2 separate regions of the Homo sapiens genome follow, and region 2 is linked to region 1. The links are chromatin contacts, found by Hi-C or POLR2A ChIA-PET in ENCODE. All regions are on one chromosome and are shown on one strand. The core of a region is the stretch at or near the end of the contact, and the rest is flanking DNA. Distances in the headings are between cores, read along the strand shown. Region 1 has its middle 330 kb from the start of DYSF. Region 2 has its middle 300 kb from the start of CYP26B1.

Region 1 (5,826 bases), core at 1,068-3,567:
AGCTCTCCTGCCTTTAAAGATATCTGAGTCTAAAACAGAGGCAGGGAAAATATTACTGGCTGCCCATTTCTAGCTGTGGCCCAACCACTCTTTCAGGAAGTCTCCTTGCAGCTGACTCAAACCTTTATGGGTGTAGTTCAAGCTTGTTTCTACCTGACTTTTTACAGTGAATGTTGGAGCCCTGGTGCCATGCTATGTTCATTGGCGCTGGCTTTCAGGGGCACAGCAATATCTACAACACCAGGGCACAGAGTTTAGCCAACTCCTTGGAGATCTGGTTAGCACTGGGTGCTACTTTACATGCAGTGGTCTCAGAGAACTATGCAGGCAGGGCTGGGTTCTTCACTTTACCCTGCTGGGAATGCTCTCACCAGGCATGAGTGACCAGGCCCTCAGTTTCCAGTATTTTCTAAGGCAACTGCTGCTGACATGGGCTGCATCCCTATGGTCATGCAGCATCCCTGGAAGCGGAAACTCTTGTGTTCTTGGATCCATTATGAGATGCAGTCCATCTCCCAATGGTGTTGAATCATAAAATGCAGTATTCAAGACACAGTGAGGTTCTGCAATGCTCCTTCGCTGTTGAAAGCCCCTAGGATCTGATTGGTTTGGGATCAAGGGCAGACACTGGGATTCCTCCATTTGAGCCCTTGTTTCCCTTTTCTTTACTAATGGCTATCTTCAGCATGCAACAAAGACCTACGAACATTTTGTCTTTGCAAGCAAAACAGCAGGGGAAAGGGGATGGATGGAATGGAGCCCCTAATGAGCCTTTATAGTATGTGTGTTATCCTAGAAGGACCTCAAAATGGCCCAGTGATGCAGTCCTAGCCATCCCTATTTAGTCTCAGAGGTGGCCTTGGAAAAAGACCCCTTCTTTCTTTCTGGGAAGGAAGAAGAGGGAGGGAGAGAGGGTAAGGTCTTTGTTATCAGTCAGCCCCGGTTCAGCTCAGCAATGAGTGTTTCTCCAGCCTCCATCCACCTCTTCCCATGCAGGTAGGCTGTTTTATGGCTGTAAGTAGCAGGACATTCCATCTTCAGCTAGACAACATGGTGAGAGAAACTGATGATCTTGTTTTCTAAGAAGGTTCATCAGGGCTCCTGTTGCATGCTTCTGAGATGCTCTTGGCTTGTCCTCATCTGTGTCACGGCTTCATCCTCAGATGCTGCAGGCATTCTACCATCTCATCTAGGCATGGATACGACCAGAGGAAAGCAAAGGACTTGTTTTCCTGTGTCACTGTATCTCTGTCTTGGGTGTGAGAAAATATTTCCTCAAAGCCCCCAACAGACTCTTCTCATATTTCATTCCTAAATTGTTACAGGCAAGAGAATTATCGTGATCAGCTAAATTAGTTCAATCAGCTGAGACTCAGGGACCTCCCAAAGGTGCCTAAGAGGCTGTTCCAAATCCCTCCAGGGGTGTCTTCTCTGAGCTCCACCTGCACCAAACAGTGTTATGGAAAAATAAAGGCTGCCCTCCTGGCACCGTCCTGCCCAAGGGGCTCATAGTCCGAGGGGGTGTAAGACAAAAGTAGCAGAGCTAAGGCAACTGGCAAGGCAAGACCCCACCTCACTCACTCCTCTTCCCAAGCTTCAGCCACTGTGTTCTTTGGAGTCAGACAGGGAAGGCCCTAGGGAGAAAGTGGAGCCTCGGCTGGGCCTACAAGAAGGCATCTAATTGCAGAAAAGAAGCAGAGGCAGACCCAAGGTTGGACACTTGGGGGACAGTGTAGAACTGAGTAGGTTGGGTAGAAAGAGGGGACAATGAGATCAGGAAGGAAAGTGGAGGCAGATCTGAGAGGAAGGAAAGCTTAGTTGCGCTTGGGCAGGTTTCTTCCCTTCCCCAAACCAGAGTCCTCATAAAAGGTCTCCTCTCGGGAGGACATGTGGGGCAAGTGGACAGGAGGAGAAGCTGGGGACCCAAAGGCCAGAACAGGAGAAGAGAGCAGCCCAGAGGCTGGAGATGCCCTGCAGACTGCGCAGAAGCAGAGCTTCTCCTGTCCACCCCTCCTCCAGGGAGCCCCTGGCAGGGAAGGAGGCACCAGCACCCTTGAATTTACCTTCAGGTCCAAATGACAATTACAGTGGAGACAGGAAAACTTGGGAGAGTGTGCCCCCCACTGGTCAATGGGGACAGAACTGACTGCCAATGCAGGGCCCGAGGCCAGACTGGGAAGGCTTTCAGGCCTCCGTTCATCTCCCCCAGGAGCTGCGCAGGCTGGGGGAAGAACAGCAAGCGCCCAGGACATCTGCCTTCTGGGTCCTGGGAGGGACTGTGGGGCCTCTTCTGCTCTGGAATCAGCCTAGGCGCTCCTACTGCTGAGACCCTGGCCTTGCCTCTGCGGTCCGTCAGAGAGCCCAGGACAGACGGCCTCCGTGTCCACATGCCAAGGGCACCTCTCGGGAGTCTCTTTCCTTCCCCTGGCACTAGGATTGGCAAAGTTACAAGGATGCAGGGTTCATAGGGGAGAAGTGGGTCCTTCAGAGGGCAGGAGCCTAGAAGCCCTAAATGATCTTCTGAGGAAGGCATCCCAGTGAGGGGGCTGGGAAGGGCAGACTCCCAAAGATTTCCCAGCCCAGCTGGCTCCAAAAATGAGACTGAAGCTCCAGTCTCTCCCAGCCCAAATGGAGGGAGGGGTCCCTTCCATGCTGTGAGGAGCCTCACAAGGGAGGCTGGAGGTCAGGGTTTTCTGGCCTCTGGATTCCACTCTCCTGGGTGTTCAGGCTTATAAGGAAACCTAGGAGTTGAACGAATTCATTCCTTTCTCATTTACAGGAGAAATCACACCTTTTAAAAAGCTTTCCCCAGACCTTCCTAATACATAATGACGTTCTCCATCACCTCTTTCTTTCTCGCCTGAATCCCTCCCATTGCAGCTTAAACCTCTGGAGAAGAGTGACATGTTAGGCCAAAGGCCACAGAAGAAGAAAATATGACTCCCATCTTTGGGGACCCCCTGTCTGATGGTGCCTGTCCTGAAGAGACTTACTGCTTCTGGGGTAGACTGGTTAGGCCCTCCTCAAAGGAAAGAGTCCTGAAGCAGACAAATATACAAAGTAGAGCAGAAATCATAAACACATTTTATTTCTAAATAATTTTAAGACCACTGGCATTGTAGCAAATTGTAATATATTTCCAGAATCAACTCAAAGAGATTTTTTTTTATAGCAACATATGAAAAATGTCATTTAAATATCCACCAGCAGCTGCACCACATGTTGGGCTCTTAGGAAAACACTTTCATTCCTTTCATCAAAGTCCCTTGATTAATGTTCCACTTTTCTTTGACACTTTTTCCATAGTTTAAGAAAAAATTCAAAGCCTGTACTATTATCTGGAAGAAAATTAAACCGATAAGATTTAATGTCTGCTATATTCTACAGTCATGGCAAAAAAACAAAATATATAGTTTAGGCCCTGGGCCAAATGCAAATGAATATTAAGCAGAGGGTGCATCCCCACTGGAGGCTTTGGGGAGGGGTGGGGCTGGAGGAAGATGGGAGCAGCAAGGGCCTGGATGGGGCACGGGTGGGGAGAGGCCGGTGTGCAGGCTTACAGACCAGCCTGGAGGGAGGCAGGAGTAGGACTGGGCAGAGGTGACTTCCCAGCTGCAGTGTCCCGGAGCAGAGTTGGGAGGTGGGGAGACATGGCCCTGGGGGGACACCAGCAATGCCCGAATGCCACCTGCAGCAGGGCCAGCGACATGGCTGGGATTTTGTGAATGGGACTCAGAGGGAGGCAGCTGATGGGGGCAGAGGAGAGAGAAGGAGAGAACGGGAAGGAGGGAGGAGAATGCAGCAAGCTAGAAACTGCGCCAGTGGGAAGGCTGGGCAGATGGAGTGAGGGGAAATCGCAGCATGTCTGGCACGACAGCTGATGCCATAATTTAAAGGTCAACTCAGTGGAAAAGGAAGAGAAAAGGGGGGAGGGGGTGGTGTTGGAATGACTTTGCCTCCACAGTATGGCTCTTAACCCCTCCCATTCCGGTGCAGCTCGACTTGGCCTTTTCAGCCACTGGACGGTGCTTGTCCTCTCGACTTGATATCCTCTAAGTTCTGGGGACCCCCTCTCCCCTGCAGTATGGGCTCTGCAGGTCAGCAGACCTGGCTCTGCATCCTGCCTCCTCTTGTTACATCAGAGTAGAAGCAGCTTAACCACCCTAAGCCTCAGTTTCTTCATTCACAAAATGGGGATGGTAACACCTCACCTCCCTGGGGTTTACTGTACAAGTTCAATTGCATAACAGGGCAGAGGCTGGACGAACTCACTTAAAAATTCAAATCTTTCTGGGCTTCCCTAAAAGAAGTAGCTTTAATTTACCTTTGAGAAAAAAAAAAAAGTCCCTTTGTTCTAGGAAAACCACCATTTGGACAAATGAAACCTGGCAGCCATATTTTGTCCCAAGGCATCCTTTGAAGGCAGCTGGTCACCCTTGGACTAAAAGCTGTGAGGTGACATTGCCTCACTTCCTGCCTTCCCATTGTCTGTCCCCAGTCCTCAGTCCCCAGTTCTTTTAATACACAGGTATATCTTTTAGCAGTCTCTCTCTCTCTCTCCCACTCTCGGCTGGCTGGGCTGCTTCTTGGGGAGGAATGTTACTTTTCTCCATATGGATTTGGACTGCCTTGTGCCTATAAATTATGGCAAGTTCTTGGGGAGCTGTGAAGGTTTTTGTTGGAATAGTTATTTGCTAGAGGGCTGAAGAGGAAACCCCAAGGGGTGCAGGAAGGACTTGGAGGCATAGGTTTCAACTCCAGCTGGGGGAGGCCGTGTAAAGTAGCTGGACAGGCCCAGAGACTTCCCACTGTGGTGCTACTTAAGAATGAAAAGCCCAAACTGAATGGAGCTATTACATGCAGGGGCCATGAGACAAGCCCACATGGCCAGTTGTCCCTGGTGGGAGAGAACATAGGACTTGAGCAGGGGTCTTGAGGCCATTCCTATGTTCCCAGGGCTGAGGATGTGGGCCAGGCTTCAGACTCTTGGCTACAGTGCACTGGTCTCATGGACCCAAGGGCTGGCCTGTCCCCACTGGCCCCTCACTTCCCTTCCATTATCTCCAACAGTTTAGTGATTCTCATTTAAAGTCACAGCCTAGAGCCCCATCCAGTTCTACCCACCAAGACATGGCTTTGAAAGGCTTTGGCTGGAAAGGCGGTGAAGGTAGCCATGGTGGTGCGGCTGGTGGCAGGAAAGATGGAGGACCCTCCTTCACAGCCCTCATCACCACTGGGGCCACCTATTGGCAATCATGTTCCAATCCAAGACACAAGGGGAGCTGCACCCCTTCTCCTGGTCTCCCAGCCATGATAAGGGTCCTTCTCCCATGGACTAACAGTGACCAGGACACATCAGCCCCGGGCAGGTTAGATGACAGCAGGGCCCCAGCCTGACAGCAGGCATTGATGACATCGCCTGGCTCCCCGCCCTTCCCGCTGTCTGTCTCCAGTCCATGGTCCCTTTTTCTCCCCTGGTCCTTGGTGAAGGAGAAGGGGCATTTCAGCAGTCTCAGGGACAGCCTGAACTCTACTGTCTGGTCCTGTATGTGCCAGGACTTGGCAGGGTGGCGTGAGAATGTTCAGGAAGAGGTGCTCAAAGAAGGTCACTGCAGGGAGAGGACAGTGGGCCTTGGCCAAGACCTTTGACCTTCTGCCTGGTGGGCGGCACAAGGAAACTCTAACCCAGGGGCCTTTGCTGGCCAAAGGGCCTTTACAAGGGAGCCCCTGGCAAGGAAAGATGAGCCCTTTGTCCACTTGAGGGCTGCAAGGGAACCCTCCAGGAGAGCCGCACAGCTTCATAGTGACCACCAGGGGGACCCTGGG
Region 2 (5,780 bases), core at 2,859-5,358, 49 kb before region 1:
AGGATAGCAAAGCAGAATGGTAGAGAAAGTATGGGTCTCTAATAGCATTGTGGAGGCCAAACTATGCCATCCTTGGATTACTTATCTTTGGACTTCTTGGTAGTGAGTGTATCAGTTAGCAATTGCCTCAACAGTGCTGCGGGACAAATCATCCCCAAAGTCAATGGTTTAAAATAACAATGACTTATTCCCACTCTTGCATCTGAGGATCAGCTGGTGTTGGCTCCAAGCTGCAGGCTGAGTCTGCCCCATGTGTCTCTCATCCTCCTAGGACTAGCATTTACCCAGAGCGTGTTCTTCCCATAATGAGAGTAGAATCCTGAGAGGTCAAGCTTAACAGTGCAAGCACATTTCAAGTACCTGCTTGCATCACATCTGCTGGCATCCCTTTTGCCAAAGCAAGTCACATAGATGAGCCCACGGAGTTGTGGGTTAGCAAAGTATACTCCACCTCTAATAGCAGGAACGAAAAATTCACATGGCAAAGACCACAGATGTAGAGAGGAGTGAAGAATTGCGGCCAGAAATTAGGAAATGCAGGCTGAATGAATAAATGCTGAGTGACCATTATGTACCAGGAACCATTTTAGGTGCTTTGTGCTTATTAGTTATCTCATTTAACCTTTGCAACAACTGACGTGAAGCAGGTTTTATTCTATTTACTTTGCAGATTAAAGAAAGTGATGGCTTAAAGAGGTTAAATATTTCATCTCTTGTGAAAGGTAGGGCTTTGACTCAATCCGGGTTCTGGCCAATCCAAGGCCAATTTCCATCTATTATATCATGTGCTCTAATTTTTTCCCCAGAATCTTCTGGGAAAAAGCAGGTGTCTGACTTTGGAATCTACACTGAATGGAATATTAGCTTAGTATCTTGTCTCTGAATATCTAGACTGCAGGCCAAGTAGATTCTAAGTTATGGGTGGGAGGTGGGTAAAGAAAGACTCTGAGAATCCAGACCGCATCATTTATAAGCAACAGAAACTTAGTCTGGCCAGTTTAGGCAGAGAAAGGTTATTCAATGTCCCCCAGAATTGCACAAAAGGGTAGAAAGACAGGCTCAAAAAAACAGATGAGAGTAGTGGAAGGCTGAAAAGCCAGGGCATAGCCCAAAGCACGTCACAGAAGGGGCTCTGAGATGCACCAGCTCTGAACACTGGGCACAACAGCTGGCACTGCTGCTGCTGCTCTCCCTCGAAACTGAAGGCTGCTGATGCTGAAGTGACCACCAGAATCATTCTTCCCTGTCCTGGGTTTGGTTTAGAGTCCAGGCAGGGAGTCTCCAGCCCTGATCAGATGCCCCCATCCCAGTCGCATGGGAAGTTAGCATCCAGCTTCAGCATCTGTAGCAGGAGTGGGAGTGGGAGGTGGCTGAGCCTATGCCTCTCCACAGCCTCTCAACAGGTTCAGCCAGCAATCAGCTGCTACTGTGGTCAGTGAGTGTATGAAGGAAAGGGAGGCCTGCCCTCTGGATTCCAGGCCTGTGCATACCCGTGTGGCACCCGCTGTGGGCAGCGGTGAGGCAATGCGGTACAGAGTTGGAACCTGAGCATCCTGCCCTCTGGGTCCTCACCCGGCCCAGGGGCACTTTTATGATGGTATTTCTCTCAAGAGCTCCCAGGCTGGTGAGAGAAAAGTCTCACCCATAGAAAACTTCTGGAGACATCAGAACAAGGGCAAGAAATGCATCTCGGCCTTTAAGTGCTGCTAAGAATTCAAGGAAGAGATTGGGGATGTCAGGGAGGGCTTGGCTGAGATGGGCCTTGGAAGAAGATGGTGTTTCAGGATGGAGGGATGAGGGAGGGCATTTTGCTGTGAGTGGAGTTGTGAGCAAGAGAAATTTCTGTCCCTTTAGCATCTCTTACTGAGATATGCCAGTGACTGGCCAGCTCTCTCCAGGGATAGGGGGTAAGGAATGACAGAGGGGGCCTGGGTTCATACCCCAGCCCAGCTAACCATGAGGTTTGCAGCTAGAGGCTTCTTAAGTGTTGGGAAGAGCACAGGCTTTCAATCTTGTTCCTGATTCTTCTGATTTTGAGAGCTGCTTCATGTATCTCTGAGCCTCAGTATCCCCATCTTTAAAGTAAGCATAATAGTAGTGCCTCCCCTGGGCCTGCTGGGAGTGTTACAGTGAGGTAAGGGATATAAAAGGCTTAGGACATGGTCAGGCACATAAAAGCACATCTTATAGCCAGTGTGGCTGCTGCTTCTGGCAACGACACAGCAAGGTCAGAAAAGTGCCCAGCATGCAGGCAGGGTCCATAGTGGGCACCAGTGCATGTTTTCCTTCCCTATTCCCTGATTCCAGTGCTGTCCCTCCCACCCAGGTGCACAGTGTCCTCAGCGCTGCCCCTACCCAGGAATCCCTCAGCTCTCTGATCTTGGAGCATGTAATGAAGGGTCTGTGGGAGGACAGAGAGTGCAGGAAGTGTGGGCACCCTCAGCCTCACCTCCCCTTGTGTCCTGCAAAGTGTGATAGAGGCTCCTGGTCACTCACTCAGCCAGGAGGTGCTCCCTACAACCTCCTGGGTCTGACTGGGAGCTCTCTGAGGTGAGCCATGCCGCGTTACCTGGATGGGCACAGGGCTGGGGGTGGAAGGACAGTGGAGGGCACAGACTACAGCCTTACCCAGAATGGGCCTCCATCCCCCACTCACCTTCTCTCCACCCCACACACCCCCAAGGTAGAATGGGGGCAAGGAGCTCCACGGCAGGACATAGAGGCTTAGAGGAGCTTCAGGTGCCCTTGACCTCAAAACACCGGGGCTGGGTCAGCTGGACTGCCCTGAGCTTTGAGGGGAGGGAGCAGTGTCCCTGTTCTTACACCTTCAGCCAGGCACAGCTCACACCACTAGTTCCTGGGGTCAGGGTCTGGATACTTTTCTCCCTCCAGCCCCGCAGGTCCAGGCTCCGGGCTGCCCTTTCTTCCCTCCCAGCCAACCTACCGAGCAGCCCTGGGCCAGCCCCAGCTGCCGCTCCCCTCCCCGCCTCCCGTCCCCAGCACAGAAGCCCTGTCAAGGATCACTGCAAAGCACCACGTGGAGATCTAATCTGGGGCGGGGGCGCCGAGCTGAGGCGGGGTGGAAGGGGTCGACGAGAGGAGGAAATTAATGATTAAATAATGGGTTCCAAATGTAGCGGCTCCGAGTGAAATCCCCAGCCGCAAGCCGGCAGGCTGCACGCTCTCGGCCCGGCTCCAGGAGCCCCGAGGAGGCCCAAGTAGGCGGCGGAGATGCTGGTGGCGGCGGGCAGGCGGCTCCCCCTAGGCCCGGTCAAACAGTCCTGGCCAGGACGCGGGGTCACCGGGTTGCCTGTGGGGCCCTGGTGATTCCTGATGACAGGTGGGAGCCCTGCCACTTGGAGCATGCCTGCCGCAGAGCAGGGACCCACCGGGGGTACACGGCAGTAGGGGCTGAACGGGCAGTGAGGAAGTCTTGGCTGGCAGGGCTGCAGACACTCTTGGCCTCCATGCCTGGCACCCACTCCCCAATTCATTCCACCACTTCATTGTTCTGGCTACCCTGAGCCTCAGCTCTTCCTAGAGCAAGTCCCCAGAAAGAATCTGAGGAGAGGGGAGACCTTCCAAGACCACCAGTCCTACCCTGAACCTTCCCCCATGAGCATACACCCCTTCCTATGTGGAACTGTGACGCTTGCCCGATATGTGGGTGAGACAGTCCCCTACGATGAAACTTTGGTCTTATCTACAGCAGATTCCTTTCATTGTGCCTCAGTTTCCCTCTGAACACTGAGGGCTGGGATTCCTTTGTAGCATTCCCTGGAAGCTAGGATTGTTTTGTATGCATTTTTCTCTCTGACCAGTCGGGAAGGTGTGTGAGCCAGCCCCTGGACTCTACAGAGGTTTCTACTAGAGAGTTCTGCCCTGGGCTCTTGACACACCTCCTGCGTGTGAGGGGAGGGCCCAGGTCTGGGAAGCTGGGGACAAGTATCTTGGCCCCATTGCTCCTTTCCTCCTCCTCTGGAACCCTGCTTGGAGCCTGAAATTTTCCACACTGAGCCTTTGGCTGCGGACGCTGGAACTTTTGCAATTTCCTGACTTGAAAACTGCTCCCCCACCCCTACACCCTCCACCACGTTCCCGTAGGTCTTGTGGGGGTGGTCACCTCAGCAGGGGCCCAGAGCCCAGGCTGTAGGGAGAGCATGCATCTAGGCCTTTGGCTGTGATGTTGAAAGGTGCACTCTTCGGCTGGAAGCTCCCATGCCACTGTCTGTCATTGTCTGCCTGTCTTACCCCAGACCTCCCAGGAGAATGACTCACTTAAAGGCCCAGGAGAGTGGGGATCAGTGGGGCAAGAGGGAAATCCATATCCAGGTAAATTGAATTGAATGATGGTAGTAGAATTTCTGTGTGTAAGTCCAACCATACAGAACAGATTCTACCCTGGAGTTGGGGCACTGTCCCCCTCCGAGACCAGGTGAGGAATGCTGAGAAATATGTGGGCCTGGGAAGGTGACACACAGCCCCGAAAAGCATTGGGTTTAGAGCCTGGGACCAGACCAGACTCAGAACAAATTGGAAGCCAAGGTGCCCAACTCTGCTCCTGGCCATTTCTATATTGCTGAGGCTGCCACAGTGGGCCCTGGCTGCTTCAAAATGCTGCATCTGGCCAGGGGACAGCTGCCAAGCCCGAGCCTGCAGGTAGAAGCCGAGAGGGAGCAGTTCTCATATGATTTGTGCAACAGTGCGGAGCCATGTCATTTTCCACTCCTGCAGCTCTCCAGAGCTATTCTGTATCATATCATCTGGGGGCTGATAGCCCAGACCCAGTCCAAGCCTGCCATGGGCCTTGTGTCACATCCTGCCGAGCTCTGGGGCACAAATCCTGGGTCACTTTTATGGACTTCCATTCTCTATCACTCTGGACAGGCAGGCCAAATAAACACCAGGCCCAATAAGCCTAGGGCCTTCCTCTCCCCGGGTCCCCCACACCGCCTCATCCAAAATCCACACACCATCAGGGATTGCGCGTGCAGAAGAATTTTAATAAAAACAAGCAATTCAGAAGGGCTGGCAGGGCAGCCAGGCTGGCCTTGTAGACTGGTGCTATTCCTGGCCTGGGAGGCCAGGAGGCTCTCCTAGGAACAAGCACTCCCAAGACAAATATGGAGCAACAAGCCGGCTTTGTTTTTTACCTTTGAAGACAGAGTGTCCAGGCTGGGACTTGGCCACACAGGACGAGAGGGGAGGGTCTCGGAGGGAGGGACTAAAGAGGGATCAGGGCTGACAGCAGTGTGTATTTGGGGCTCTGGTCCTTTTTGAAGAGGGTGGCCATTTAGGGTCAGTGTATGGAAGTAAGGGGGCAAAATTTTCATTAGCTTTGCCACCTGTCTGGTCTCAAGTTGTCACCTCACTCAACACCATTCCCCTGCTCGCCCACAGCTCAGTCAGGTGCCTGCTGTCCCCAACATGAAAGTCAGTCACTAAGGGCCCCGAGCCATGGCACAGATGGAGTAAAAACAAAAATCAAAAACAAAACTGAGAACTTTTAATCCCTTGGTGCTGTGGAAATGGATTTTTTCCAAAAGGAATTTAATTAAAGACAGAAAAAGACCAACATAAACCAAGAAATCGCACACACATGTGAAAAGTGCTGTGACAGCCCCATAGCCCTGGCCTGAGAAGAGAAGTCTGGGCACTGGGTTCCAGGGCCCCCAGAAGCCGGGCCTGTGGAAAGCAACCTTGTCTGCAGCAGTTTCAGAAGGCCATGGGGGTGGGGAGTCTCAGTCCTCCGCAAGGTGTGAGCCAGGCAGTCTCACGGC

Evidence for each region. A loop is a pair of places that touch in the nucleus more often than their neighbours do. ChIA-PET counts read pairs that join two places held with the same protein, here RNA polymerase II (POLR2A). Pooled maps may share reads with other maps.
Region 2: a map of DLD1 shows a loop between it and region 1 (4-fold over the local background). The contact joins two enhancer-like sites. A Hi-C loop is called at or near these places in 1 of 168 maps with a recorded cell type or tissue (DLD1), 2 of 37 single-sample maps with no recorded cell type and 2 of 50 pooled maps. POLR2A ChIA-PET finds 5 or more read pairs at or near these places in 1 of 52 experiments (activated T-cell).

Annotation. Positions count from the first base shown.
Region 1 is chr2:71,798,507-71,804,332 of GRCh38, reverse strand. No RefSeq gene overlaps it. Among named protein-coding and RNA genes, the nearest start is that of DYSF, 330 kb to the right of the region's middle. Within about 2 kb of position 2,317, at least 2 of the 41 ENCODE cell types and tissues checked have a DNase peak (open chromatin) inside an H3K27ac peak, as active enhancers do.
Region 2 is chr2:71,849,757-71,855,536 of GRCh38, reverse strand. No RefSeq gene overlaps it. Among named protein-coding and RNA genes, the nearest start is that of CYP26B1, 300 kb to the left of the region's middle. Within about 2 kb of position 4,108, at least 3 of the 41 ENCODE cell types and tissues checked have a DNase peak (open chromatin) inside an H3K27ac peak, as active enhancers do.